Linked DNA regions of Homo sapiens: region 1 is linked to region 2. A link is an interaction called in ENCODE POLR2A ChIA-PET data of the cell type or tissue named here. Cell type or tissue: Panc1. All regions are shown on one strand.

What was found. ChIA-PET counts read pairs that join two places held together with the same protein. Peaks named below come from ENCODE experiments on the same cell type or tissue, not always from the same donor. Only the 100,000 strongest peaks of a DNase experiment are listed, where the experiment ranks them.
Region 1: POLR2A ChIA-PET joins it to region 2 with 8 read pairs; 2 of 35 experiments call an interaction of 5 or more read pairs at or near these places.

The regions. Positions count from the first base shown.
Region 1 is chr5:81,421,728-81,424,227 of GRCh38, reverse strand. The region is part of intron 16 of SSBP2 (single stranded DNA binding protein 2); the gene reads left to right. Among named protein-coding and RNA genes, the nearest start is that of ACOT12, 29 kb to the right of the region's middle. In Panc1, no CTCF peak of the experiment used is centred here; a DNase peak (open chromatin) is centred at 1,347; H3K27ac peaks cover 1,905 bases.
Region 2 is chr5:81,359,477-81,361,976 of GRCh38, reverse strand. ACOT12 (acyl-CoA thioesterase 12) reads left to right here. Exons shown (of 15, transcript NM_130767.3): 5 at 1,939-2,074. Among named protein-coding and RNA genes, the nearest start is that of ACOT12, 33 kb to the left of the region's middle. In Panc1, no CTCF peak of the experiment used is centred here; no DNase peak of the experiment used is centred here.

The DNA.
Region 1 (2,500 bases), 62 kb before region 2:
GGTCTCGAACTCCTGACCTCAGGATCCACCCACCTCGGCCTCCCAAAGTGCTGAGATTACAGGCGTGACCCACCATGCCCGGCCAGTTGCTCTTTTTTCTGAGTTGTTTTGTATTGCGTGGAGCTGATGCTTCCATTTTGACTGAATTGGGCCCTCATTTTCTCTATTTTTTCACTCAGTTTCCTCCCTGGGCCAACCTCACTCTTTTAACTTCCCAACAAATCAGTAACAAAGTATCATTTTTCTGTAAGATTGACTTAAAACATTTGAAATATCACAGATAAAAAAATGTTAACAGTTGCCAGTGTTGAGATGATAGCAATAAATAAAAATGGTTGATAATAGAGTATATGCGTATGTATAGCTTGACATATATACATACTCTTAACAACGTATAGTATAATGAAGGCTATTCTATATTTTCAACACTATTTCCTAACATAACCTGACATATGAATGAACTGGAATAATTTTTTTTTTTTTGAGACGGAGTCTTGCTCTGTCACCCAGGCTAGAGTGCAGTGGCACAATCTTGGCTCACTGCAACCTCCGCCTCCTGGGTTCAAGCGATTCTCCTGCCTCAGCCTCCTGAGTAGCTAGGATTATAGGCACCTGCCACCTCGCCTGGCTAACTTTTTGTATTTTTTAGTAGAGACAGAGTTTCACCATCTTGGCCAGGCTGGTCTCAAACTCCTGACCTCGTGATCCACCCGCCTCAGCCTCCCAAAGTGCTGGAATTACAGGCATGAGCCACCACACCCAGCCCCAGAAACATTTTTAAAAAGCATTTCCTTTGAGGTCCTTTCTGAAATGCTTAGTATCTTTTACTGGTTTATATTATTGACACAGTATACTCAATAAGATCTTTGTTTTAAAAGAATGATTGATTATCTAGCTGCCCTATTAATTAAAATTACATACGACTAAAATTTCAGTTCCTAAATTGTACTAGCTACATTTCATGAACTCAGTAGCAACCTCTGGCTAGTGGCTGTTGCAGTAAACAGCACAGAATTATAACATCATCATCACAGAAAGTTATATTGGACTGATGGAATCACCAATATTTATTGTAAATAACAGTAGCTGCGGAAAGCATAGATTAAATTTATCTGTGCCCATTTTGCCATATTCTCTGATTTTTTCTACTCTAGTAAAATCTTGCTAACCACTTATTTTCTTTTTATTTATTCTTGCCTCTAAACTTTTAAATACCAAAGTATAGTTCTGTTTAGCCGCAGGCTCTGGATAGTTGAAGCATGCTGTCATTGTTTATAATGTGAGACGTGGAATCACATTATGTGCATGGAATCAATTGAGTAAACATATTAAATGGTATCATGTTTGTGATGATGAAATGGTGGGTTGAAATGTGATGTGATGAAATGGTACTCTGTTCCCCTCTGACACAGGGTCAGGGATCAGTTCCATGTCATCAGCATTTGTCTATGACTGGAGGTTTTGCTTTGCTTTGCTTTTCTGCTGCTATGATCAAGGGGAGAGGTTGTCTAAACTGAATCTCCTTTCTTGTTTCTGGCAGTTTCCCTCTATTTTTTTTTCTCCTATGACCTGTCTAAAAGTCTCCCCTTCTTATCACCATATACTCACTATAATCCTACATACAGGATCAGTTCAAGTATGTAATTTCACTTTCCTGTACTGAAACTCTGTAGGCTGTGAAGTGATTAACAAGTATTAATAGATTTTCCTTGATGTAATGCATGTTTATAGGATTAAACAATCCTCTTCCTATGGTCCAGTGACCCTTTTCCAGGCCTAATCACCCACCTTTCCTCAGGAACAGTGCATGTTTTTGGTTTGAGCCCTAATGACATCTGGCCCAGACATGTGCCAGCTGAGCCATTGCCCCTCTGTGCTCTTCCCTGGGGAGTCCTGCTTTCACACTATAATCCATCCATACATCAGTACACACCTATATGTCTTTCTGATTTCTGCAGCCGGTCTCAGCTTGTCTATAATTCACTTCATTTTATTCTCTTTCTGCCAACTTTCTGAAAAGTTCGTGCTCGCCTACCCAGGATTATCACAGCTTCTGGTTAGGTTCCTGGAACCTGGGACCAATCCCTTTGACTTTATCTGCCTTTTTCTAGGAGGCACAATTGTTATTAGCATGTTGAAAGGAATTGCCTTTTACCCTGGTCCTCATAGGTTTCCAATAAAACGTTTAAAAAATTTCAGGGTCCACATTTACATTTTAATTTAGAAACTGTCTTCATCCAAAGAGTAAATTACCATGTGGGATTAGATGCTTCTCCCCACAGCTCAGATAGTCTAGAGCTGTGCTGTTCAAAATGGTAACCACTAGCTACATGTGGATACATGAATAAATTAAAATTAAATAACATTAAACATTTAGTGTCTTGATTGCACTAATCACATGTCATATGCTCAGTAGGCACATATGGCTAGTGACCTCCAAGTTGGACAGCACAGACCACAGAACAAGTATGTCTTTGAAGAAAGTTCTCTTGCATGGTGC
Region 2 (2,500 bases):
GAGACCCATGAAAAATCAGTGGTTTGGTTTGAACCCATAGGACTACTTGAATTTCTGTTCACAGTGAGTTTATTTTAGGATGAAGTTGGTTCAAAGCATAATGTACCCTGATTAAAAAACAAAAAAGAAATTGGCAATGATTAACCAGACTTAGTTCAACAATTGCACAGGCCAGATCATTGAAGGGACTTGCAAGACTCCACAGGGTACACTCATGCAAAGCCTTACTAAGCTAAAGCAGATGGTGCGGAGGGAGAAAGCAAGCACAGGCCAGCCTCAGAGAGGGTGGAGGTCTCCAGGCACAGCCATGCTGCTGGGGCCTTAGTAACACAAGATGTACTTCTGCAGAACAGAAATCACCAAAACATATGCGAGGTATCTTGGTTTCAGGAGAACCAACACACAAGTTTACCAAGCAGTCTTGTATACCCTGCTAGTCACACAACTAAAACAACACTACAAAAATTGTTAAATCAGGCTGGGTGCAGTGGCTCACACTTATAATCTGAGTGCTTTGGGAGGCTGAGAAGGAAGGATTGCTTGAGGCCAGAAGTTTGAGACCAGCCTGGGCAACATAGTGAGCCCTCATCTCTACAAAAAATAAATATAAAAAAATTAGCCAGGCATAGTGACGTTTGCCTGCAATCCTACTGAGAGGATCCCTTGAGCCCAAGAGTTTGAGGTTACAGGAAGCTATGATTACACCACTGTGCTCCAGCCTGGGCAACAGAGTGAGACCCTGTTTCAAAAAAAAAAAAGGAGTTAAACCAGTGCATGCCATCAATCTACACATTCCTAACCAAATTCCACAAGGTAGTCCAGGGCAGTTTTGGACTTTAAGCAGCATATTATAAATCACCAGCTTATTTCTTATTTCTTTTTTTTTTTTTTTTTTTTTTGAGATGGAGTCTCACTCTGTCTCCCAGGCTGGAGTGCAGTGGCATGATCTTGGCTCACTGCAACCTCCTTCTCCTGGGTTCAAGCGATTCTTGTGCCTCAGCCTCCTAAGTAGCTGGGATTACAGGTGTGCTCCACCATACCCGGTTACTTTTTGTATTTTTAGTACAGACAGTGTTTCAACGTGTTGGCCAGGTGCAGTGGCTCACACCTATAATCTTGAACACCTGACCTCAAGTGATTCACCCACCTCAGCCCCACAAAGTGCTGGGATTATAGGTGTGAGCCACCACACCCAGGGATCACTAGCTTATTTCATCCTTATCTTGGCCAAGGGTCCGTACCAGACTTTGAGTATCTTGGAAACAAGCATGGAGCTACCCCAGTCCAGCTTCAAGGTGACCCTTCCTTCTACACACAGGGTCAGCAAAGGGCATTTATGTAAGAATTTGAGCTCTTGGTTCTGTTGCCTCATATTTCCAGGTTTCTGGAAGTTGGTGAAAGCTTTATTCCTACATATTGATTCTTTTGTTTTGCTTATTAGATAATGTTTTCACCATGTAATGAAATTTCCAAATTGGTATCATGGTATAAGATAACTTTCTCTAGAACATCTTTATTCCCTCTCTTTGCTTTCTTAATTTTGCAAAATTTATTCCCTCTCTTTGCTTTCTTAATTTTGCAAAGATAGGAAATGTTTAGATTTCAGTGGAGTCAAAGTCCATCTCCTCATTCATCAATATGAATAATTTCTTATTTTGTAGTTCTGTTGAAAAATTTTAAAATCAGGGAAAATAATAGAGAGAATTTTTAAAGCACATATCTTATTGCATGAAGAAATAATTACGCCTATGTTGATTTTTTTAGTTTAAAAATAATTTAAGAAAAAATTTAGTCATAACATGTTTAGTGAAAACACTCATAAAAGCTCTATTTACTTGAGTTAGAAAACCATGTAGCATATCATTTGTTTTGCAAAATTCATGCTGTGCTTTTATAATTTAACAAGGCAATAAAAGATAAATGCTTTTCTTTCTCTAGATTCATTTAAAACCAGTCACACTTCTAACTGAACAAGATCATGTGGAACATAATCTGGCTGCTGAGAGAAGGAAAGTTCGATTACAACATGAAGATACCTTTAACAATTTAATGAAGGAAAGTAGCAAATTTGATGGTCAGTAAATCCACTTATAAGAATTTTAATTCTATAACTGTGACAGGCAAAGGAGTCTTTTCTTAGAGCACACTTATTTTCACCTTATTATTACCATTCAGTCCTGGTGACACTAGGTATCCTTTCCAACAAACCCGGTGGCTGGAGAAGAAACCTGGCCATTGAGAATGTAACTGCTGACACCTAAGGCCTCTTTAAATTGGAAGATCTCCAGGAAAGGAGATGGGGAAAAAGGGTGACAGGGACCAGGCAGTCATTAGTAAGCATGTATTCACTAATGATGGCTGAATGAAGGGTTGATGACAATGCCATACATTGACACGGTGCTTCGTGGCTTACTAAGCAGTTTCTCGTCCACGGTTTCATAGGAGCTGCATGTAATCTCAACAGAGCAGAAAGCTGCAACTCTGAGTAGGAAAGAAATTT